Linked DNA regions of Mus musculus: all the other regions are linked to region 5. A link is a loop called in an ENCODE intact Hi-C map of the cell type or tissue named here. Cell type or tissue: heart. All regions are shown on one strand. Region 1 has its middle 6.7 kb from the start of Il9. Region 2 has its middle 14 kb from the start of Gm33197. Region 3 holds the start of Gm22777 (a small nucleolar RNA gene). Region 4 has its middle 8.8 kb from the start of Spock1. Region 5 overlaps Trpc7 (transient receptor potential cation channel, subfamily C, member 7).

Region 1 (5,000 bases), 330 kb after region 5:
CTGATACACTGGCAGACACAAGGTCAAGGATAGGATCTTTGGCAGAGAAAATGGTCCTCTCCCCTTCTACCTGCTGATACAGAGGTGTGAGGGGGAACAGAACCTGGGTTCTGTCTTCATGCATGAAGGTTCCAGAACTATTATTCAATGCCTCTACACAGGGCATTGAATAAGGAGGGTGTCTGAGTCTGTGTTGTGCCTAACTCTGGTCTGTGGTTCCTGCCCCCCACCCCCACCCCCAAAAATGAGGCAAATCCTTCCAAACTTATCACTCAATGTGTGATAGACAGGAGATGCTGAGGGAGTGCCACTCATTTACAATAATCATCAGATCAAACACTTCACATTCTGCACTGTTTCTGTTTGTACCAGGAGGCAGAACTCGGGACTGGCAGGAAGTAGACACTGGCATTTCTTCTTTATAAGCATGAGAGTCGAAGCTTTCCAGGTTGGAGACGTTCCCAAGAGCCTTCAGCTGGTGGAAACTGAAAAGCAGAGAGCCACTTCCAGCTGGTTCTGCTTGCCAACCCCTCTCTCTGCCCACCCCGTTCTGTCGCTCTCCTATCTGTGTGAGATTTCTACACTACTTCCTCTGACAGCCTGAGGGTCAGATGGGTTCACCGCAGCCCCAGGGCAGACTCACTTATCCAGCAAGCAAAGGTCAGAAAGGGTTCAGATTTCACCCACTTTAGTCCTTTCAAAAGTTAATGCACAATTCATGTGCCAATCCTTACATAACACCCATAACAGGACCTGGGGCAAAATTCTGTAATTAAACGCATCAATATTCAAAGCCCAAGAACGTTCACACGGATAGGTTAAGGTTGACAGCCGAAAGAGTCACAACAACCTTGAGTTGGCTGAGCTGTTTGGGTTTCAGGGTGTCGCTAAGGGATTGAGGAGCTGAGTGTACAAGACAGCTTTACTCCAGCCTGGGGCTCACATATGCTCCCTCTGGCTCTGGGTCATCTCCAGGAGGAACAGAGGTTTCTGCAGCACCCTGACTGGCTGGCTTCATGGCAACCCGGGTGGTTTCCCCTGCATCTGGGTCTTCTGAGTCAGACTACTCATTGTGGTTTGTGCTGACTGTACTCATTCAGGATCGCAGGGAGGGGCAGGCGGATGCTGGTGGTTGGGATGGTCTCAGAAGACAACACCAGCTACTGCAAGGGGGAGAGGCCGAGCAATAGAAACCCAGGCTTGCTGCCACATCAAAACCACCTGCCAGCTTGGTGCTTTCCCTTGGCTTGTCTGTAAAGTTGAGTAAAAAAAAGATTCACTCCTGCAGACAAAGTCCGAGGATGGCACACCTGGAGTGAGGAGGACTCACCTGGAGTGAAGAGGACTCACCTGGAGTGAGGAGAGCTCATCTGGAGTAAGGAAGGAGCACACCTGGAGTGAGGAGGGCACACCTGGGGTGAGAAGGGCACACCTGGAGTGAGGAGGGCTCACCTGGTGTAAGGAGGGGGCACACCTGGGATGAGGAGGGCACACCTGGGGTTCCTGAGGCTGTATCCTTTGAGGCTGTATCCCAGCCTCAGAATCCAAAGTCACCTCCAAACGGAAAAGGGAGCCATCTTGAGTTGAACATTTCACTTGGAATTCCTAAAATTTCCCCACAAGTGGCAAAATCACACCCCAGACCCACTCCTGGGTATTGGATAGAATGGGGCTTAGTGGGGTGGGGGTGGGAGAAGTGAGGCCAGCTGGGGGGAGGAGGAGGACAGTTAAATTTAGGTAGAAAATAAAAACAAGTTGCATCCACGCACCCAAGGACGCGGTTCGATGACTCCACAACCATAGTAAGCATGCAGGTGCAGGAAAGATGGCGTGCTATGAGACCGTGAACACCGTTCTTAGGACTTGGGTTACCTAACCCAGAGGGGCCCCCTCCATGCTCAGGGAAACCAAGCCCAGTGAGCCCTCTCTATGCTCGGCCAGTGGCCAGAAGTCACGCTTCTCTGGGTATACAGCTCCCTGAATGTCACAACTGAATCACATGCTTCTGGAATCTTCTTTGACAACAGTTTAGCACAAAGGATTCTGGGAGTTAGAACCCAGACCAATAACCTGTCCTGTGTCCTGAGCATTCGAAGACCGACTCAGTATTTACATCTACCCCACTCCAAAGCATGCTTATGAAGACACCAAGGGGCAGCTGGGGCTCTCGGGGTTTCACACAGACCAGGCCCAGGGTACACAGATACATCATCCACCCTTTGTCAACCTCCGAGCAGAAAGCTGAGCAGCCCCGAATCGCGGAGGAAGACTGGCTTTTGTTTTTGTTTTTGTTTGTTTGTTTTTTTATAGATGAGGAAAAGAGAAGCCCACGTGGGCAGAACATGTGGAGATTATGCAGATAGGCATTGAGGCTGGAACCCAAGGAAAGGACAGCACCCTGGGGCAAGGCGAACAGTGAGACAGGGAGGGAAGTGCCCAGGACCCATGCTCTACAGGTCACCAGCTAGCAGACAGCCTTGGGATTTAGTTGATGTCTGCTGCCATCAAGTGGTGATTCTATGGCATATCAGCCAAACAGGCTTTTGAGAGACAGTGTCCCACAAGACCAAAATCTAACTTCTTATGACTCTAAGATACTGCCTTCCTCTCCACTCCTGTTTTCTCATGTGCACATGGGATCTCGCAAGGACTGTACAGCAAGCGATGTCTCAGACGAGCAGAAGGGCTTCCAGCTGCCTTCTATGCATTCACTACAGAGGAGTAAACTCTCTGCCTATCTAGGAGCACACAGTGGGAGATCCTGACTGGCCTCTGAACACACCACTCTTCCAACCCAACTGTGCAGCCAAGGCAGGCACCAGGGCACGCCTACACGACATATCCTGGAATGGGATAGAGGAAGTACTCTGGGTCCATCTCGGCATCCTGTAACACACCAGGAGCATCTCCTTGCCAGCACCCTCAGTACCTGCCCGTGGTGCTGTGGTGGGAATGAAGCCAGCCTCTTCCTGTTAGAGTCTAGTAAACTAGAATGAAAACTCTGCTGGGGCTCCTCCGCTCTTACCCCTGGAGACAGTGCCTGCAACACAGCAGGTGCTCAACACACGTGTGATGACTAAGTCACCAGGGGCTCCATAGCCTTGGGTTCAGAGCTGCCCAGGGGAGGGGGCTTTGAACTCCAAGAGCTGTGGAGGATGGATGTGGAGAGAGCACTGTGAGGAAACACCTGTGATCTACACAGGGGAGAGTGGCTATGTCAGCCTCTGGGGTGGGGTGGGGTGGGGGAGGCAGCTGTGATTTGGTGCTCGGTCTAGATCACATAGAGGTGGTGGATCCCCCTACTACCTCTTCCTTGGGGCAAACCAAGGAAAATCTTTTTTTAAAAAGATTTATTTCTTTTATGTATGGGAGTACACTGTCGCTATCTTCAGACACAGCAGAAGAGGGCGTCAGATTTCATTACAGATGGTTGTGAGCCACGATGTGGTTGCTGGGAATCGAACTCAGGACCTCTGGAAGAGCAGATGGTGCTCTTAACCACTGAGTCATCTCTCCAGCCCCCAAGGAAGATCTTAAAGGCTTGTTTACATGGCTGTGAGGACAGTTCCTCACTGGGGTATAAGATCACCCTGGACCACATTTCTGCGTGGCTGGTGGTGGCTGCCCAGGTGACAGTGTTGGGCAGGACTCTGAAGCCACATCCAGCCGTGTGTGCTGAGAGGGGTTTGGGGGGTGCGGTAGGTGTGGCTGCTGCAAGCACACATGTGGACGCATGCCACACAATAGCAGTGCTACCTCCTAGGTGGTTCCCAAAGGAGGTAAGACAGATGCACGACGTCACACTGGAAAGCAGACTGTGCCTTTTATTATGATTTCCACATAAAAGTCATGTCCACAGAACACCCACCCCTGCAAGCTCTGGCTGTCACCTGCCACGCAACGACACCATCACATGACACTGCTCAGGCTTGGGAGAGAATCTTTGGATATTCCTATCCTATATGTTCTTTTCTAGACACCGAGCCCTCCCTCTCAATCTCGAGGACCGGGAAGAAAATGACACACACTGGTTTCTCTCTGGGATGGCAACATCTCCACAGACCTAAACTGGATAGAGAGGAAGGTGACCAAGATCTCTCAGAAGCCAGGGAGAGAGCTCTGCATGTCACACAGAAACAACCCAAGGGGCTTACGGTGCTTTTATTTGGGAGCGCAAGTCTATGCTGGGTTTTCATCATCCGTGGGCACAGAATGTCTTGCCTGTTTTTCTCAGGTGCTAATCCAGAGCTGAAAGAGATGGTGGCTGCCTGGTCCATGGTCTGCTGCTTCCTTCCATCATTAGACTGGGGAGAGAAACAGTCTGCAATCATGGAGGGAGGGAGTCCAAGCTCAGGATGATGGCTGTGGCCCACCTGGCACTGGGCAGAGATGGCTGGGTCTTCCTACTCTCCAGTAATTTGTTCTTGCTGGTTCTACAGGTGTTGTCAGCATCTGCCTCGGGATGAGGTCTGTTCAGATTACAGTAGCCCTGAGAGGAGAGGGGCCACATAACGAGTTCTCTTTTTTCAGCCAGCAGGATCTAGGCTTGGACAACCCACCCGGAGATGGCTCTCATGCCACAGAGATGCGGTAGTGATCACCACGTGCTGCAGTCAGTCAGGAAGGCTGTGTGGGATTGCTTGTAAATGTTCAAACAAGGGGTCACGGGAAGAGCGCATCTCCTTTCTTTGGTTATGAAGCTCCTTGTAAACAGAAAGCAAGCTCCCAGGTTTAGAGGATACACATCAGGGCAGAGTATAGCACAGCTCCGTTCTAGGAAGGGATCTGCTACCAGGATCCTGAAAGGGCATGGACTGATAACACAGGACTCATGAGGAAACCTAAGGATGGTTTATGAGTGACTGGGACCCTCTTCCTCAAGCCATCCCCATGACAACGAACTACCCCATACAGGGCTGACCACTGAGCTTCACGGCTCTGCTATGAGTAGCATGGAAGGACACAGAACTAGGGATGGACAGGAAGGAAGGTGCCATCTC
Region 2 (5,000 bases), 450 kb before region 5:
GAGGTGGGGCCAGGAGTAATGCACACACAGAAGCACTTGGATGGTGGGGAGCAGAAGATCGTTCACTCACTGAGCCCCGACTGTGCTACCCCTCAGATCTCTGACCACCTGCTGTGGTTGTTAAGACTCCAGGGGTCTTGGGAGAGATTCATATAACTGTTCTCTTTCAGAAATGAGAAAAACCAAGGTTCAAAGACAAAGAAGGGAAATGACTAAGAAGACACCACAGTGGTCCCACCATTGGCTGCCCTTCCCCACGACCACGCCTAACCTCGATGGGACTGACACATCTTCAAGGTGCCTTTGCAAGGCTACATTTAGACCAGTTCTCATGCTAACCCAAAGAAGACTCAAGTACTACACCCCGAGGCTGTGGGATTCACACCATGAGCACAAGTAAGTGTAGAAATTCGGGTTTTCACACCACTGTTTTATCCATGGGTCCTTTTCTGCCATTAGCTTGGGCCGTTGCCCTTGTCAGCTAAGCCACCGCGGCATAGGTTAGTAAGTTCCTAGTAGAAGACCCTGTCTTCCTGTGTGGCTCCTCTGCTCTGCGTCAGCCCTGGCTGTGCCTGGGCTCCTGCTGGGAAGACAACCCAAGCGTAGACACAGTGTACCCATGGGGCACTGCCCACCCGCCCAAGGTGCCGCTACATGATGCCACACTTTGGTTTTTTTATTGATGGAGCAATCAAAGGTCAAGGGGGTACGTGATTCATGGCACTCTGCCCAAAGCCTTGCTGGAAGCCCACTGTTTAGCAGTCCTGTAGGCCTATATAGCTAACAACTGCTATTAGATAGGAGTTGTGAATCTTCAGTAAGTCACAAGGCAATATTCACAAGGCAATACTCCAAAGAGCCACGCCTGCAGCCCCAGACTTTCTTTTCAGACATAATGTTTTCCTTTTTAATTATGTGTATGCTTGTGTGTGCATGTGTGTATGATGTGTGTACTTGGGCACTTGGGTGTGATTCCTGCAGAGCCCAGGAGCTATGTCAGATCCTCTGGAGCAGGACGTACAAGTGGCTGTGAATGGATCCAGGTGCATGCTGGGAACCAAACTCCAGTGCTTTCTCCATGAGCAATCTGCACGCTTAACCACAGAATCGTCTCTCCAGTCCTCATCAACAGATTCTAAGTCATGTGCTTGCAGAATGCAAAGAGCAAATTAAAACAAACATGCATAAAAGTAAAAGTATAGAACCAACTCTACAGTTTACACACGGGGTCCTTCCAGAGCAAAGCAAAGCCATGACTTATACCCAGTATGTAGCAGCTAGGGCCAGGGAGAAGTGAGACTTCTCTGCCTCTATCCGCACAGCTGTCTTAGGTGTCAAGTCTACTGCCATACTTTGGGTATGTTGTAAACATTGTTCTGTTTTGTCAAGGATTAGTGTTGTGCTGGAGAGATGGCTCAGTGGTTAAAAGCACTTCCAGAGACTGCTCTTCCAGAGGTCCTGAGTTCAGTTCCCAGCAACCACATGGTGGCTCACAACCATCTGTAATAGGATCCAATGCCCTCTTCTGGTATGTCTGAAGAGAGCAACTGTATACTCACATACATAAAATAAATTTTTAAAAAGCCGGGCGTGGTGGCACACGCCTTTAATCCCAGCCCTGAGAGGCAGAGTCAGGCGGATTTCTGAGTTCGAGGCCAGCATAGTCTACAGAGTGAGTTCCAGGACAGCCAGGGCTACACAGAGAAACCCTGTCTCAAAAAAAAAAAAAAATACCAACCAAACAAACAAACAAAAAAAAACAACCCCCCCCCAAAACAAACAAACAAACCAACAAAAAAGATTGGTGTTGTTACTCTCTTACGGTGCCTAATGTATAAACTATTGAGAGACCAGGAATTAGATAGAAACCCTGGTAGGTAGACAGATAGGGAGAGTAGCCATTGCTAAGTAATAAAGGTGACTTACTAAGATGACCACCTCTTCCTTCCTCACCCTCTTGACTTGAGACAAAAGCCTGGCAGCTTAAAACAAAGGTCTTGTAGAAAGGTTTTGCCCCCCCCCCAAGCAGCCCCCCCATCCATGGTGAACTGGATTGACGAGATCAAGGACAGGTTACACAGCAACTGCAGACCACCCAGTCAATCACCCCTCCTTCTAGGCAGCCGACTTAAGTTAGGGGAGAACCAGAGACTTTAAAACCCCCAGTGGATTTCCAGCTTTCCGAGTCCCCTCTGCTTTGCAAAGGATCTTTTTCTCTGCTTGTCTGCTGTACATGTGTGTTTCATCTCTCTCACACAGCCCTCCCACGCCCCCCCTCCCCCCATGCCTCTTCAGCTGCTGATCTGCCTGTCCCTGTCTGAGGTGTCTGAGATCTCGCCACTGCTACCTGAGCTGCCTGAGATTGTTCTGCCTTTTGATTCCTTAACTGGTTGGTAGGGAAAACAAACTTAATCAAGAGCCCTAGACTGTATCATTGCCAGAGTAATGTGTGTATCAGGGAAAAGCACAGGATACGAGGGTATATAGTCCTATCGAAGTTCCAGACATTTGCTGGGGTGGGGGTGGGGGGCGATGTGTTCTTTGTGCATAAACCATCGTGGACTCTCCCTGATGCAACACTGTAGCCATCCATCTGAGTGTCTGTCACTCAAGGGGAAAGGGAAGCATCAAATCCACAGGCAATGAACCCAGTTGGCCGCCAGAGGGCAGTAAAGGACCAAACTGGAACTGAGGCTAGGCAGGAAATTCACATCAGCCAGGGTAGATGACCCAGGATAAAGCTATTCTCCAGGTTCCCAAGGCTGAGCAAGCAGGAAAAGATGCTACCCAGAGTCAAGCTTTCTAAAGTCTCCACGCTTGTGGATATGCCTCTAATCACCTCAGAGAGGCCTGGAAAGTTCCACTGCTGCTAATGAAGGAAAAGCCTTTTCTATACGCATACAATCCTGCACACATCCTAGCTAGAATAATAGAAAAGGAATCCCATGCCACATGGTTTAGGGTGGTGGGAGTTTAAGAAAAACGTCCCACAGCCAAGGAATCCATTGGTCTAATCAAGCTTGGCTCCACAAGCATCTAATCGCCCCCACAGCTCCAAGGAAGCCTGACAGACAGGCCTGTCCCATGATGCCCCGCCCCCCTCCTAGCATCTTCAGGTTCTGGTCCATCCCTGCTCTGAGCTGACAGCTGTCTGCCTCCCTTGGTGATAAAGGGAGCTGCGGCTTTCTTCTTGGAGGGACTGAGGAGTTTCGGGAGACTCACCAGAAAGTCACGAGGCCTCTCACTGACCTTATGTAAACAGTTAACAAAGGCTGGGCGTGGGGTGGGTGCGGTGGGATCTCCTGCAAGGTGCATCAGAGATGCCAATGATGTAGCTTTCCAGAATTGCTACCCATACTCCTCTGGGGTTTCCAGTGAGGCATCTGCCTATCACCCATGCTTCTGTGAGTAACCCAAGCAAGCTGGCCCACAAATCTAGACTGGGGTGCAATGGTTCACTGCTCTGGTCCGGCTTCATCCGTGCTTTATCTGGGGTGAAGAGGACCTTTGTTCCCAACAACACTAGGCCTGAGGTTTCCAGTTCTCCTGTCTTTTTAAATAAGAGTAGACTGCACTGATTACAAAGTAGCAAGAATATTCTAATCACAGAAAAACAACAGTACAGATTAGGGGGATACAGTGTTACGATCTACAGAAACCAGGAGACTGACTACACTTGAGGGCCCAGGATATTGATTGGAGCTGTTTCAAATGGGGACTGAGGAAAGGAGAGCTCATTGCTAAAGTTATCATTTAAAGTTAAGATTTGGGTGGGGGGTTTTTTTTTTGATTGACAGGTTATATAACCATTTTTTCACTCTACATGTCTCTTCCCATAATGCATCTATTTTATATGCATGATCAATTATTCAGAAGCATAAGATGATAAGTAGGGAACCCTTTCTAGAAGTTTGAAGGCACAGTTTGCCTTATATAGACCCCAAACCAGTTCAATTTGTTTGTCCTTTTCACTCTTGTACCTGGTATTATCTGAGTACAAATGAACAGACTCATCTGTTTGGTGGTTGGTAAGGGGAAGAGAACTCTACTGTGTTCTCCAGTGTGGTATGCAGGTGGCTCAATGCAAGAGGTGGCCCTAGGTACCAACAGGTAGCTAGGTGTGTTGTTTGGAGGGGGTATGTGTGCATAGTAAGTAGAGGAAAGGATCTCTAGCTGCCAAGTGTGTTATTCAAAGGGTTTGGTACACAGCCCATACCAAGTGGAGTCCTACGCTATAAACCTATTCTCTACGCTTGCCTCAGTTTGTGGTTATCTCTCCAGGAAAACGTTAATCATCGTACAGAAATGTCACTACTGGTAACCTCAGAAAAACTTCTAGACTTGGTCAGGGAGTAAAGATTGATGTAGGGAGAGTACACTGATATTCTTCTAGTTCCTGAAGCCTAAACTCGACTAGAGGTGGGGAAGGGCCAATCTTCCCACTGTGTTCAAAAATCGCCTGACTGGTCAGCGTTACCAGAAGCTTTGACAGGATTTGCAGGATTTGAGGACCTCAAGCAGGCCTTAGAAAACACCAGGTGTGGCCCTGATGGCTGGATCAGCGAGGTTTCTTTTCTCTGGAAAGTCACACAGGGAAGCAGCCTTTGATTGACAACTGCAATGAGCACTGATTTAAGACTACAGTGGCTCTATCTCCAGCTCCAAGAAGGAGCTATTGCAGTGTTCCTGCCCTGTGCCCGGTAAGCTCTGTGTCAGAGAAGGAAGCCACCCTGGCCTGGGCCTGCACCCCTCTGCCTCTGCTCCTTCCTCCAAGGCTCACCTCTGCCCCTTCCTCATCCTGCTAAGCACAGCCCTCTCCTCTGCTCACTTCTGCTTAATTGATCCTGCATGGCTCTCCCTGCCATATCCTGTCTCTGCTCCAACACCAATCCCAGCCACCCCACAGGTGCTCGGTGGCCCTTACCTGTGCTTGCTTCCTTTCACCTGACTAGCCATTAGAGACATCCTGTCCTGGCAGGGAGCTACTGGGGTACAAAGAC
Region 3 (5,000 bases), 120 kb before region 5:
AATTTGTCTTTTGTAAAATATGTGGACCTCGGGGCTAAGGAGATGGCTCGGCAGTTAAGAGTGCTTGCTGCTCTGTTTCCCCAGACCACATCTCCTGTGGATCCCACAGAGCTTCCCCTTCTAACGTCCCCTTCTCAGCCTGCTGCTTTATCCCAGCCCCCAGCTCTGGCAGGCACTCCCTGCTGATCCACAGACCAACCACTCCTACAAGGGAAGTAGGTAGGTTGCCTATAGGTTTCCCTCTCTCCCTTCTGCTCTTCTAGATCCAACTCCAAGTCTCATTGCCAGTTCTATAGTTGACCCTCTGGGGTGACCTCTCTTCACTGACTCCTCCAGTTCCAAAGATACAAAAGGAGCAGGTCCTCAGTGGACATGCTGGCCTCCTCCATGCTGTAAACTCTTCAGACTTTTACCTATCCCCATTCCTAAGTGTCAGCTCCCGGTACCCAGAAACACATTTTACCTGGAACCCCCAGTGGCCATCTGTGCAAAGAAAATTTCCTACTAGGCAACATACAACTGTCACATTCTTGGGAATGCCCAGAAAGGGAACAGAAACCAAGGAACAAAACACTCACCCAACAAAGACAAATTCAGGGCTCAGCTCCTAGACCTATAATCACACCAATCCCAGATGCCTGGATACCAGCATAAAAACATAATCAGTAACAGTCAGGGTGATGTGTCTCCACTAGAGCCCATCTGTCCTACCAAGCAAGCCCTGACTATTCCAATATAGATGAAACACAAAACAGACCAACAAAATAAACAAACAAATAAAACTTAAAACCACCTGTATTAACATGATAGGAATCCTTAAAGAGGAAAGTGATATAGAAGTCCAGAAGAACACAACAGCACAAGGAAACGAATATACCTGTCAAGACCTGAAAATGGAAATAGAATCAATACATTCTCAATTAACCAATAAGCCAATAAGTTCCCAAACTGTGGGAATTCTGGAAATGAAAATTTTAGGAATGTAAACAGGAACGGCACAGGCATGAAAGGCATGCTTGATCAAGAGATGGAAGAGAGAATCTCAGGCATTGGAGACACCATAGAAGACATGGGTCAATCAGTCAAAGAAAATGTTAAATCTAAAAACTCCTGACACATAACATCCAGGAAATCTGGAATGATATGAAAATGCCAAACCTAGGAGCAATATATGAAGAAGAAGAAGAAGGAGGAGGAGGAGGAGGAGGAGGAGGAGGAGGAGGAGAAGGAGGAGGAGCAGCAGCAGCAACAGCAGCAGCTACTGCTGCTGCTGCTGCTGCTCCTGCTCAGTTCAAAGGCCCAGAAAATATTTTCAACAAAACCTTAGAAGAAAAATTTTCTAACCTAAAGAAGGAGTTGCCTATACAGGTACAAAAAACATAAAGAACACCAGATAGATTAGGTCAGAAGAAAAATCCCCTTGGCACATAATAATCAAAACACTAAACATAAAGAAAAATGTGAGAATATTAAAAGCTGAAAGGGAAAAAAGACCAAGTAACATATAAACACAGACCTTTCAAATTATACCTGACTTCTCCATGGAGACTTTAACAATCAGAAGAGTCTGGACAGATGTGCTGCAGACTCTAAGAAACCACAGATGTCAGGCCATACTATGATATCCAGCAAAACTTTTAATAACCATCTATTGAGAAAATAAAATACTTCATGAAAACAACAAATTTAGGTAATATATATCTATAAATGCAGCTCTACAGAAGGTGCTAAAAGAAAAATTCCAATTTAGGGAGGTACACTACTCCCTTGAAATCAAAGAAGAGAAACACACACATACCACCATCACCATCACCACCACCACCACCAACAACAACAACAAAATAACAAGAATCCACAATCCTTGATCACTGATCTCTCTCAATATCAATGGTCTTAACTCACCAGTAAAACACACACACACACACACACACAGAGAGAGAGAGAGAGAGAGAGAGAGAGAGAGAGAGAGAGAGAGAATTCACCAATAATAAAACATCCCGAGAGGCACTGCATGTTTGGCTGCTATGTCACATGTTTGTCAGTAGGTGGCAGAGAGGAGAGGCTATGTCTATGCTTAGTGTTCTGGTCTAGGAACATCTGAATATTAGTAATCTAATATTCCCTGAAAAGACCGAACCTGAGATGACCACCAGTCTGGCACCAGGCAGGTCCCGATGGGCTGTCAGGACAAGGAGCAAGTCAGAGACTAGAAGAACCCCACCTGGGACCTGGGGCCCTGGGCAAGGATCAAACTGGAGATGAACACCAGATAGGCACTATGGGGCCCAGACCAGGATGTAGCCTGAGATGACCACCAGTACAGTGCCATGCAGGCCATGAGTAGGGGGATATCAGACCATGCAAAGTTGACCCTTGCCCAGTGCCATAATGCATGAGCAGGGCATAGCACTCATGAGACCACTCCAGAGATGACCCAAGACACTCAGAGACCCCAGGCACTACTAAGAGGAGTAAGTGGTGGAGAAATGGAAGAGAAAGAGAAACAGAAGGATGTGGGCACATGAAGAGAAGCAAAACGGGTAGTGAGGAACAGCATGATATGAGTAGCCAGTGATGCCACCTGGGACCATGGTAAGGCTCTGGCCTGTGCTGTCATCAGGGTTCATAAATGGGTCTATGGCCTTGAAACAGCAAGGATCTATTACAACCAAAGGCCAGGCAGACATTCTGGGTGTGTGCTGCTACCTGGAAATCATGAGAAATTTGACCCTGAAGGCATGAGAGCAGGAGACTTGCCCCTGCCCCTCCTTCATCCTTTGTCATCTATGGCAGGCAGGAGAGCTGGCTCCTGGGTGATAAGAGTAGAACTGGCCATGTTCCTCACCAGCTGCAACATTCAGGAGAGTTGGCTCTGCATCTTTCCTGAGCAGCAGGACAGAGATGGCCCTGGTTGCAGGGTTGCTGGTGAGCCAGCCATGAGGGCATGAGAGCTGGAGAGCCAGTAGGCTGACCAGCTCATATCCTCTCAGGCCCAGATCCAAGGCCTTGAATTGGCTCAACCAACATCTACCCCATTGATGAACTGCTGGAGTGCATGAAGGGACTGGTTCCACAAATGCAAAACTACAGGATCTCCATGACAAAGGGCAACAACAGAATATCTGAGAGGAGTCCCATTGAGGTTCCAGCACTGATAGAGTAGCAGAAGCCAAAGACCTCAAACCAGAGCAAAGAGTCGTTGCAATAAACACTTGCAAGTAAAGAGGTGTGGACAAAGGGTTTGCTCTGGGACATAATGTGACATACTACATTTTTTCACAGTAAGGTTTTTTTTTTTCCCTCTGTTGAGTGGGGGAGCTTCAAAGGTAGAGGGCAGGTATGAAGGGAAGGGGAAATGAGTGGGATTGGGGTCCATGATGTGAAATTCACAAAGAACTAATAAAAAGCTTTAAAAAAATCAAAAGAAAGAATAGTAATTTAAAAAAAAAAAGACACAGACTAACAGAATGGATGCAAAACCAGAATCCATCCTTTTGTTGCATCCAAGAAACATACCTCAACATCAAGGATAGACACTACCTCAAGGTAAAGGGTTTAAAAAAAAAAGATATTCCAAGCAAATGGACCTAAAATCAAGCTGTTGTAGCCATTGTAATATCTAATAAAATACACTTTAAACCAAAACCAATCAAAAGAAATAAGGAAGGACACTATATGTTCATGAAAGAAAAAGTCCACCAAGATGACATTTGAACTCTTAATATCTATGCCCCAAACACAGGACATCTACAGTCATAAAAGAAACACTATTTACTACAGCTTACATTACATATTAACCCTTACACTCTGATAGTGGGAGACTTCAATACCCCATTATCACCCATAGGCAGGTCATTGAGACAAAAGTAAACAAGAGCTAAATGCTGGAGCTAACAAATGCCATAAACCAAATGGATGTAACAGATATTTATAGAACATTTTACCCAAACACAAAAGGAATAAGAATATGCCTTCTGCTCTGCACCGACTGACCACATACTCAGACAAAGCGAGTCTCAACAGATAAAAGAAAACTGAAGTCACTCCCTGCATCTTATCAGACCACTGTGGATTAAAGCTGAATATCAACAACAACAGAAATGATAGAAAGCTCAAAAAACTCATGGAAACCGAAAAAACTCCCTACTGATTGAGAACTGGGTCAAGATAGAAATAAATAAAGAAATTATAGACTTTCTAGAATTCAATGAAAATGAATGCACAGCATACCCAAACTTACAGGACACAGTGAAAGCTGTTCTAAGAAGCAAGTTCATAGTGCCTACATAACAAACTGGAGAGATCTCACAGTAGCAACTTAACAGCACACCTGAAAGCTCTAGAGCAAAAGGAAGGAAGAGCAGGCAAGAGAAGTAGGGAGCAAGAAATAATCAAACTCGGGGGCTAGAATCAATAAAATAGAAACAAAGAGAACAAAACAAAGAAGCAGTGGAACAAAGAGTTGGTTCTTTGAGAAAACCAACAGGATAAACAAACAAAATCAAAACTAAAAGGCAGAGATACAAATTAACAAAATCAGAAAACAAAAGTGGGACATAACAGCAGGCACCAAGGAAATCCAGAGAATCCTAAGGACATACTTTAAAGTCCTGTACTCCACCAAATTGCAAAGTCGAAAAGAAATGGGTAATTTTTCTTGGTAGGTACCACTTACCCAAAGCAGATAAGCGATTTAAATAAACCTACAACCCCTACTGAAATAGAGGTACTCATTAAAAGTATCTCAATCAAAAGAAGTCGAGGGCCAGATGGTTTTAGTGCAGAAACCCTGTTACCCAAATCACATAAAGACCCAACAAAGAAAGGGAATTACAGATCAATTTCTCCTGTGAACAAGGATGCAAAAAATACCCAACAAAATAGCCACAAACTGAATCCAAGAACACATCAAAATGGCCATCCACCATAATCTAACAGGGATGTAGGGATGGTTCGATGTGAAAAAGAAGTCAAGGAATGTAATCCATATAAACAAAGTG
Region 4 (5,000 bases), 1.1 Mb before region 5:
CTAGCCTAAGGAGCCAAAGGTAACCAGAAAGCAGTCATAACTCTGTTTTTACTGGGAAAGGGGATTTGGCGTTTGGCGTAGGATCTCATTGTATAATCGAGTATGGTCTTGAACTCTGATCCTCTTGTCTCAGCTTTCCCACTGTTGGGATTATAAGCGTGTGACACAGTGTTCCGGTCTCTGCATGCTTTTCTTCTCCCGTACCTACTTCCCTGCTTTCCTCAGAGCATGCTGTCACTGGGCCACTTCCTCATGAATCTCTGTGTCAGGCTCTGCCTCTAGAGAGCCAACTTAAGATAATACTGATCCGTCATTTCTATTCGACAAACATCATTTCCCTGAGCAGAGTGACTTCCGACGGCTACATGGTATCATAGAGCTGGAATTTATCGAGCCAGTCTGCAGCTTCCAGACATTTAGGCGGTTTCTATTGCTGATCGAGCTTTGTAAAAATTCTTAATTGCATTTTAGGTTACATTCCTATAGGGAGAAATCACAAAGCCAAAGGTTACAAACATTTTATGGCTCTTAATGAAACTGTCAAGAATCTGAGCTCTTGCTGGGTTGTACCGAGGAAGCCCACGGGCAGCACGGGAGAACATCTCTTCTTCGTGTTGTCAGCCAGGGCATTAGGACTTTCTAAACTCTGAAAACTTGATAGATTACTTATTGTTTTAATTGTTTATTGCAGTTGCTAGGCAACTGTCACATTTATAGTTTGGCCATTTATATTTCTTTGGTAAGTTACCTTTTTGGGGCATTTGGCTGTTTTCACATTGATGTATTCTTTCTCCCATCAATTTGTTTGAGTTGACTCAAGGCACATAGAGCTTTCAGTGTGGAAGCAGAGTATACGGCGGACCTGTATAGTGAGTAGAATTCTGAATACCAGTGCGTGGCCCTCTCCTATCCCTCTGAAGAAACGGAGCCAAGCATACCAGGGGAGATAACAGCTTTAACTGAGTCCAGGCTTCTGACTCTCAAAATAGTTCTTCCCTGCATGGTAACCAAAAGTGGGGCAGCTGAAAGACATGGCCCAGCTTAGATGGACCGACTGAGAAAATGTAATGTATGTACACCATTGGACAGGAAGCTGAATGAAGTTAGGGCACTTGCAAGCAAATGAATGAAACTGGAGATTATCCCATTAATCCAGACTCAGCAACAAGCCAGACTCAGCAACGCACACGTCTCATGCATTCCATCATCTGCAGAATCTAGACTTCAGGGGTGTGGTGATTGGTGTCAACTTGACAGGGTCTAGGTTATCCCATGAGATGGACCTCTAGGCATGGCTTTAGGGGCATTATCTTGAGTATATTAATCAGGATGGTAGGATCTGTCCACTGTGGCCAGCACCATTCCCTGGCTGGGTCCTGGACAGTATAATGGAACTGAGCAGCAGGGTGCATCCACCCCCCACTCTCTGCTTTACTGCTGATGCAATGCTCCTGACTCTGTGACTTCCTCTCCAGTGACAGACACTGGACCTCGAATGAATGGAAATAAACCCATCCCCTTTAAGTTGCTTTCATTGGAGTGTTTTGTTTTGTTTTGTTTTGTTTTTTTAAATCACAGTAAGAGAAAAACAAAAACAAGGTGGGTCTAAACTAAGAGGAAAAAAAAAAGACACGAGGGTGGAGAAGATGTAACAAAATGGCTGCCAGCATTGCCCAAGCAGCACTGGCAAGGGGCATGGGGTTCCCTTTCATTCTGAGGATACTTAGCAGACAAAAAGTGTGGCCCGATCAGGACAAGCTCTTTCGAAGTTCACAGAGTGTGCCCCAAATGATAGATCTGAGTTCCAGATGTGCCCCATCCTCAATCTAGAACCAGCATCTAAACTACAGACCCACTCCTACGGAGCTGCCAGGAGAACTCAAACCCAGCACCAGAAACTGCATCATCACTGCCAATCGTGCCCTGACCCAGCCACACAGTCCCCAGGGATTTTCTCACCCCACCCCTTGTTTTCAAAACTCTGAATATTCAGTTCTCTTTTGTAACGTGATCATTTTATCCTTCACTTTCCCGTGTTGTCTCATGGGTTTTATAGCCGTCATTTTAATTCTCTGCATAATATTCCTTTGTTGGGCAGATGCTAAATTCTTGGATCTAGTCTTTTCTCACTGAAGATGTTGGGAGAATTTCTAGGGACCCCCTGCTGTCTCCCCTGCAATTCTCCCTGGATGGATAATTCCATTCTCACTTCACGCTTTGAGTGAAATGGTACAGATTTAACTTGCAAATTGCCTGAGGATATCTTTCGTAGTTGTAGGCATCTTTAAATTATGTGAACGTGTGTGTAACCAGACAAGTTCCTCCTAACATTTTGACCTTAAATCGAACTAACAGGGACACTTGTGTAAGTGGTTTAAAACCTGTCCCCTGGGCCTCCGTGTCTCTGTCCATCCAGGGATGAGCTGGACTGCCACACAAGCTTGAAAAGCATTAAATAAGAACAGCATGGACAGTCCTGCATCCTGCCCAGTGCTTCCAAGGCTCTGTGAGCTTTGTATAGCTCTCTATGTTTCCCAAGGTCACTGGAAGAAGACATGTCGCTACCATTCCCATCATAGAGAGAAACGAACTGGCAGGATGGCAACTCAAGTTGTCTGAGTCCATGGATAGTAAGAAACAGGTTCTGTGAGAACCCCACGCTGATAATTTGTATCTTCCCACAGGTCTTACAAGGCTATCCTAGCTGATTTTGCCCTGAAACATCCTTCCTGAATATATAAATAACTCCTATAACACAACCACAAAATTGTAATTTGAAACACAAGCAGACATTTCTCCAGATAATATATACAAATAGCCGGTGAACGTAAAAATGCCTGGCGCCACCAATTATCATAGAAACAAACACGAAAACCATAATGAAAAATCGCCTCATGGATGGCTGCTCTCAACAGAACAGTAAGCTACAAGGACTGGTGGACTGTGGAGACACAGGGAGATGGTGGGTGTGCAGAAGGGAATTTGGTTTCTCTCAGTCTTGGGATGCTTGTAGACCTGGGGCTCTTTCAGGATGTTGTCTCTCAGGAGCTGGCCAGGCTCTCTCCTCTCTGCACCAGGAGTCTCCAAGTCCCTATGTGTGAACCAGTGTATATACAAATTGCTATTCTTCTTAAGGCAGCCATCTGGCATTGACTCTGAGAAGGAAGGAAGCCCTTCTCTCTTGTCTCGGGGCCTGATCATGTATACAGAGGCTGGTGTGAGGATGTGGCTGCCTTTCTCCTCTTGAAATGAATACAAAGAAACAAAGAAAAGGGATCTGGATGGTTTTTCTGAGGGAAAAAGGAAAAGCAGGTTCCCATGTTAGTCAGCCGCAGAGTTACAATGTCTTCATTGCCCATCTCAGGTTGTCCTGTAAGGGGAAGGAGCATCCAGGCATAGACCCCAGGCCTGAGGGATAATGCTGTTTTGAGTTCTGACATTTTTACAACATTGAGCAGGATGTTTAGCCCCTCCAAACCTCAGAAGGGGGCGATGGCGCCTCCTCTACCTGAGTTTAGGTGAGGGACTTTGCATCCAGCAGGGAACTCTCAGACGGCTTGTATTACGTGTAAGGCAGTTCTAAGGACTGTACAAATGTGCACTTGTTTAACCCTCTGGGTGACCCCGTGACACAGGCTGTTTCGGACAATTTATGCTATTTTAGCTTCTCCAAGATGGCCATGCTTCTGACATCCAACAGTGACTGTTTGAACCTTTGGGGAATTGGAGGGCAGAACATTCCAGAAACAAGGGTATTAGAATTTATTGGGAGCCTGCTGCAGCACAGAAGAGTCCAACCAAGATGAAGTTTTACCTTGCCCCAGCACCACAGACAGACTGAGAGTTCTCTGTTGAAATATGCTTGGTAAAGATGGGGTTTGTCTGACTCAGTCCCTGATGTGTCCACAGCAGCAGCTGGCAGGACACAAAGAAGTAACTTTGTAGCTGATGGTCTAATAGGTAAAGAGTCTGAGGTTCACTTCCCCAAAGCAGCCTGGGTCTTTCCTACCCCGGGATTTCCCAGGATCTCTGGCCTCCTTGTTAGCTGCCCAGAGGGAACAGAGACTGTGGGCTGAGAAAGCAACCTCACACCATTTCAACAGAAACCTTGCTGGAGCTATCGCTATTACAGGTGAGAGATCCCCAGGACTCCTGGGAGAGGACCAGGTAGGCTGTCCCATAAGCATGTCTTAGTCAGGGTTTCTATTCCTGCACAAACATTATGACCAAGAAGCACGTTGGGAAGAAAGGGTTTATTCAGCTTACACTTCCACATTGCAGTTCATCACTAAAGGAAGTCGGGACTGGAACTCAAGAAGGTTAGAAAGCAGGAGCTGATGCAGAGGCCATGGAGGGATGTTACTTACTGGCGTGCTTCCCCTGGCTTGTTCAGCTTGTCCTCTTATAGAAGCCATGACTACCAGACCAGGGATAGCACCACCCACAATGGGACCTCCTGCCTTGATCACCAACTGAAAAAATGCCTTAGAGCTAGATCTCATGGAGACACTTCCCCAACTGAAGCTCCTTTCTCTGTGATAACTCCAGCCTGTGTCAAGTTGACACACAAAACCAGCTGGTACAAATCGAAACCCTGTTTTACTTTTCCACGATCTTCATGGAGTGTGAGTCCCCTGAAGTCCTCTGAAGTCCTCTGACACTACTGTGCTTTGCGAGTCTCAGCTGCTAAAGACTTAAGTTGCACACAGTCACCCAAAACAACGGGATCCCTTGCACAGTAGGCCATGTACTCCACAGGAACAGACACACATGTGCACATGCACATTCATACATACTACACACACACACACACACACACACACACTGAGAGAGAGAGAGACAGAAAGAGAGATACACATATATACATATACATATGCATATGAGTTAGTAAAAGCTTATGACTTCTCACAATGCTGTTGATAAGCTGAGGGGTCTGAGGGAAGCAGCACGTCACAGAGAGAGATGACACTGATGTAGATGAGCACGGTGGCAGCTCATAG
Region 5 (5,000 bases):
AGGTAGGGGTGAGGGCTCATTCATTTTATTGATTTTCGCCATTCTGACAGGTGTGAAATGGAATCTCAGAGAGGTTCTGATTTGCATTTCCCTGATGCAAATGTTGGCTGTTTGTTTAGGTGTCCCCAGCCATTTGTGTTTCTTATTTTGAGAACTCCCCACATAGTCAGGTACCCCATTTTTAACTGGGATGTTTGTTTTTTTAATGTCCGGTTGCTTAGAGTTCTTTATATATTGTAGATATTAACCCTCCATCAGATCCATAGTTGGTAAAGATATTTTCCCACTCTGCAGTTTCCTGCTTTGACCAAATGATGGTGTCCTTTCCCATATGGAAGCTTTCAGCTCTGTGAGGTCCCTTTGATTTGTGGTTGATCTTAGTGCCTGCACTGACAGTGTTCTAGAAGTCCAGGAGGTCTTTTGATATACCAATGAGTCAAGTCATGTGTGTTCCCCACAGTCCCTTCTACCAGATTCCGGGCGTATGGCCGTCTGTTGGCATTCCTCCTGTGCTAATTGTTCTGGGGTTCTTGACTCAGAGTTTAACTAGACCCCACAGGGAAGGGGTCTTTTACCTTCCTTTGTCTTTTTTCTGTCTTCCTTTGTCTGTCTCTCTAGCCTACCCCAGTAGGGCTCTTATGATGTTACCAGAAGCACAATATTATTTTATATAAGAGAAAATCCTGGCCCTCAATTAATTGAAAAATCATAGCCTATATTTTTCTTTTATTTTTGTGTATGGCTGTTTACATACATGTACGTCTGTGCACCCACATGCATACCTGGTCCTAGCAGAGGTTCAGAGCCATCATGTGAAGGCTGGGAATTGAACCTGGGGCCTCTGGAAGAGCAGCGCTCTTAACCACCAAGCCATCTCTGCAGCCCCCAGTTAGCTAATTTTGTTCCAAACCTTTAAAATTAGAGAGATCTGGAGTCAAGTCTAGCTCCATACTTTACTTTCTATTTTTGTTTAGTTAACTTTTGTGTGTCCACTTCTCATGTGTAAGATGAGGATTAAAATCTCTTAAGTCATTTTTTTGTTTTGTTTTTTAAAAAAAAACTCTTAAGTCAAAAGGTTTGTTTTGGGTTAAATAAAAATGATGCAGATTGAAGATGTGTGCATTATCCATGATCATAGTAAAAGTTCACTAGGTGGTAACAGTTATTATCAATACTACCTCTTTTTTTAAAAACCTCATTCACTGTACTCCCGTGTTGTAAAAGAGAATGATAACAGGGTGAGGAGGGAAGGCTTGGAGATTTTGGGGGGGGGAGCAGGGGAGGGGAGGAGGGAGGAGGTTTGGGAATTAGGGGTGGGGTGGAGGTGGTAGTGGAGGTGGTGGTGGAGGAGGTGGGGTAAGGATGGGGTGGAGGGGGGTGGTAGAGGTAGTGGAGGAGTTGGGGGTAGGGGGATGGAGGTCGAAGTGGAAGGGGTGGAGGTAGTGGGGGATTAGGGGTAGGGGGCGGAGGTGATTGCTGCTTAGTAAGTATTAATTACTGTCACATATTTTAAAGGGGTTGAATGTCAAATGTCCCTCCTGGTAGATAAAAACAAATGGCCCTTCTAACCACAGAATGGCGGGGTACGGCCATGACCTTTAGCGAACTGTCCACGTAACGCAAATGTGGTAAAAGATGAGCAAGCTCCTGTCACAACCACTGCTTCCTGCCCCTTGCTCCCAACATTTGCTGGCTAACAAATGCAGGGTTTTCTTGAATCATGTATGTTTTCCGGTCTATGCTGCTTTGGCGTCTCGTGGAAAGATGGGCGCACTCTCCTTAATGTCACGATGCAGGCTGCAGCATTGTTCTATGTTGACTTCTATTCCCCTGTGAGTTGTATTCGGTCCCAGCTCAGCCCACAGCACAATACTGTCCTTGCCTTTTCCGGTTCACCTTGGGCGCTTGGAAATGTTCCGGAGCTCTTGCTGCGCGCATGAGCTCCAGCTATGGGGGCCGAGCGCCCTCTTGTGGCGAGCCTTGCCGGCGAGCCGTGCAACCAGTTCAGTATCAAAAACGTAGGCTGGAAGAGAGGTGGGTTCAGGTTGTGTGAAAAGACTTCTTTTCTGATGGAAACAGCTCCAAGATGAACATCCCTTTGTGTGAATCACGCAGTGCCGTTTGTTTTATGCCCACCCAGCTGTGACAAGCTGGTTCAGGCAGAGTCATCTGCACCGGAAGTCCAACCTCGGCCTCCAGGAACATAGTTCCAGAAACTACAGCTACCTCGGAGCAGCTTTTTCTGTTACAGCTGAGATGGAAGGTGGAGAATTGTAGGTGACATTAAGACAGGAACTCATTTTAGTGCCTGTTTAATAGAAACATTTCATGATTTCATGTGAAATGTATGTGTTATTTATCCATAGAGAGCAGCAGGTATTTTAGAAAATACATACTTTGTCTTTCATGGGTTTCTGAATTCTGACTTTGGTAAGAACTTAAAATCTGTGTTATTGCATTCCAAATGTAATTTGGAATGCGCTACATTAAACTGTCGGCACAGCTTCCCTTACTAAAGGTTTCTCTCTATTATAATTAATTTAACAGAGAGCCTAGCTTTGAAAATAAAGAATAAAGTTCCTTCCCCCCTCCATCTCCCGTGGGGTGCCAAGAATCGCCTTGTAATAGGCTCTCTATTTGCACTTACTGGCTCAGAAAAGGGCCCCATACCCCCAAATCCAATCTTTAAAATGGCAACAGTAATGCCTGCTCTACGGGGCTGTTGTGAAAATCACAGCTAATTTAGTGTGCGGGCTAATTTAAGTTTCTCAATGTTTTTCATTTAAGCTTCGTTCAGCAGTTCTCAACGGGGATGCTGCTGGCTTTGTCAGCAGGGCAGTTTGTACCGCGTGGTGCAGTCTGGGGCGATAGAGGATGTTCAGCATCTGGGGAGTACTCTTGCCCAGACACTGAGAAGCAGGCACCAGCACTGTCCAGGAGGGAGGTAACGGCCCTCGCCTGAGACGTACTGTTTGTCCTGACACCTAGGAGCCAGGCTGAGTGCTGTTCCTTAGACAGTAGGCCTGTGGTAAGGCCCAGTAGAGGCTCACTCAGCTATAGCGATTCTTGTAAGGCAGCTCGGGCCACAGGACTCACCAGTAAACACCAACATTGTCCCTCCAATAGTGCTGTGGCAAGGCTGTGTGGCTGGTCACCCCCTTTGAGACCCTCACTCAGTCAGTGAGAAAGGCTGCCAGCATATACTTTTGGGGTGAAGGGAGGGACAGAGCAAGATTATGTTCACAGGCAGACCCTTCAGATTCCTGGTCCCCGGAAACTGATTTGTTCTGGCTTGTGGCTATCTGAACATGTGGTTCGAAGTCTGTTCAGCCACTTCACAGGCATTTATCCGTGCCTGCTCTGCACAGACCCTGCCCCAAGCTCTTGGCATGTGTGGCTTAACAGTCAAAGTCATTCAAGGCTAGTGAGATTGTCTGCCGTGATCACACACAGGGACAGTGTGGCTCAGAAAACCCAGTTGACTGAGTCCAGCCCATGCTGGTCTCTACTGCCTCCTCATGCTTCCCCAGTGTGGGGCTCAGCTCCTGTGCATGGAGGAGGGGAATGTGATGGTTAGCCCTGCAGCCTTTGTCAGAATGGATATACACGGGACACCACAGGAGCTCACGGGAGACCAGGAACCCCACCCAGACTGCTGGAGTTAAGGGCAGCTTCTGGAAAGAGATCACTCCTAAACTGAATCATGAAGGATGGCTGGGAATGAGTCAGATCTGAAGTTAAGTTCTGAGCAGGAGAGACAGTTCATTCCAAAAGAATGGCATCTCGTGTGCTAGGATTACCCAAAGGCAGAGAGGACAACCGAGAATGCTACCTGTGCCTAACGGGCAGAGAGATTGCTCAGCAGTACAGAACGCTTGCTGCTCTGCAAAAGGACCAAGTTCCAGCACCCCTTCAGATGGCTCACAACCACTTGTAACTCCTGCTTGAAGGGCTCTGAAGCCCCTCTACCCTTCTTGGGTCACTGCACCCATGCAGACATAAAATAATAAAATCAAGTCTTTAAAGATGCCTACCAGAGCAGGTTCCCCCCCACACACACACACACACAAGTAACACACACACACACACACACACACACACACACACAAGTAACACAGATTCTTTCCTTTCAGCCAGGGATAAGTGGTGGCCTTCAGACCCCCAGATCATCTCGGAAGGGCTGTACGCCATTGCGGTTGTCCTCAGCTTCTCCCGGATCGCCTACATCCTGCCAGCCAATGAGAGCTTCGGACCTTTGCAGATCTCCCTGGGAAGAACTGTGAAAGACATCTTCAAGTTCATGGTCATTTTTATCATGGTATTTGTGGCCTTTATGATCGGAATGTTCAACCTGTACTCCTACTACCGAGGTGCAAAGTACAACCCAGCGTTTACCACGTGAGTACCCGCTGCACGCTGCTCCCTCCCAGATGCCATCTCTGGGCATCTGGGGAGTCCCTGTGGACCTCCTTCAGGCAGTTCATTGCAGAACTCAGGCCTCCTTGAGGTTGGTGTGAGTTTTGCTCTCATTGTTTTAAGGTTTAGGTTCTGACATTAGAAGAACAAAGGACTTAAATCCCCCACTTTGCCACTATGTAGCTAAGGCTAGCCTGCAAAGGATGATGCAGATGAGGTTAGCCTTGAACTCAGAGATCTACCTGCCTCTGCCTCCTGAGTACTGACATTAAAAAAACATAAGCCACCCATACCCAGCCCTTTCTGCAGTTTTGAAATGGGGATGGATCCGTTGCTTTTCTGTTACTGTGATAAGCTACCAGGAACAAGAACAAATTAAGGCAGAAACAGTGGGTTTATTTGGGTTTACAGTTTCAAGTTGGAGGGGCGGCCATAATGGCAGGAGAAACGTGGTTTCAGGCAGATGGATCAGTAAACTAAGACATCACATCTTCAACCACGAACAGGAAGTGGAAAAAGAGAAAACTAGAAGGAGGGTGGGGCTGTGGACTCTCAAAGCCCACCCCCAGTGATATACTTCCTTC

Evidence for each region. A loop is a pair of places that touch in the nucleus more often than their neighbours do. Peaks named below come from ENCODE experiments on the same cell type or tissue, not always from the same donor. Only the 100,000 strongest peaks of a DNase experiment are listed, where the experiment ranks them.
Region 1: it touches region 5 in a loop (5-fold over the local background); 5 of 42 quality-filtered maps call a loop at or near these places.
Region 2: a loop joins it to region 5, with 8 times the contacts of the local background. A loop is called at or near these places in 35 of 42 quality-filtered maps.
Region 3: a loop joins it to region 5, with 3 times the contacts of the local background. A loop is called at or near these places in 7 of 42 quality-filtered maps.
Region 4: it touches region 5 in a loop (6-fold over the local background); 2 of 42 quality-filtered maps call a loop at or near these places.

The regions. Positions count from the first base shown.
Region 1 is chr13:56,473,038-56,478,037 of GRCm38, reverse strand. No RefSeq gene overlaps it. Among named protein-coding and RNA genes, the nearest start is that of Il9, 6.7 kb to the left of the region's middle. In heart, a CTCF peak has its summit at 2,519 (motif pointing left); no DNase peak of the experiment used is centred here.
Region 2 is chr13:57,257,773-57,262,772 of GRCm38, reverse strand. No RefSeq gene overlaps it. Among named protein-coding and RNA genes, the nearest start is that of Gm33197, 14 kb to the right of the region's middle. In heart, a CTCF peak has its summit at 2,660 (motif pointing right); no DNase peak of the experiment used is centred here.
Region 3 is chr13:56,927,940-56,932,939 of GRCm38, reverse strand. Gm22777 (a small nucleolar RNA gene) reads left to right here and starts at 1,992; the gene lies at 1,992-2,120. In heart, a CTCF peak has its summit at 2,045 (motif pointing right); no DNase peak of the experiment used is centred here.
Region 4 is chr13:57,914,631-57,919,630 of GRCm38, reverse strand. No RefSeq gene overlaps it. Among named protein-coding and RNA genes, the nearest start is that of Spock1, 8.8 kb to the right of the region's middle. In heart, no CTCF peak of the experiment used is centred here; no DNase peak of the experiment used is centred here.
Region 5 is chr13:56,803,911-56,808,910 of GRCm38, reverse strand. Trpc7 (transient receptor potential cation channel, subfamily C, member 7) reads left to right here. Exons shown (of 12, transcript NM_012035.3): 7 at 4,134-4,398. Among named protein-coding and RNA genes, the nearest start is that of Gm52066, 41 kb to the right of the region's middle. In heart, no CTCF peak of the experiment used is centred here; a DNase peak (open chromatin) is centred at 1,910; H3K4me3 peaks cover 756 bases; H3K27ac peaks cover 682 bases; H3K27me3 peaks cover 393 bases.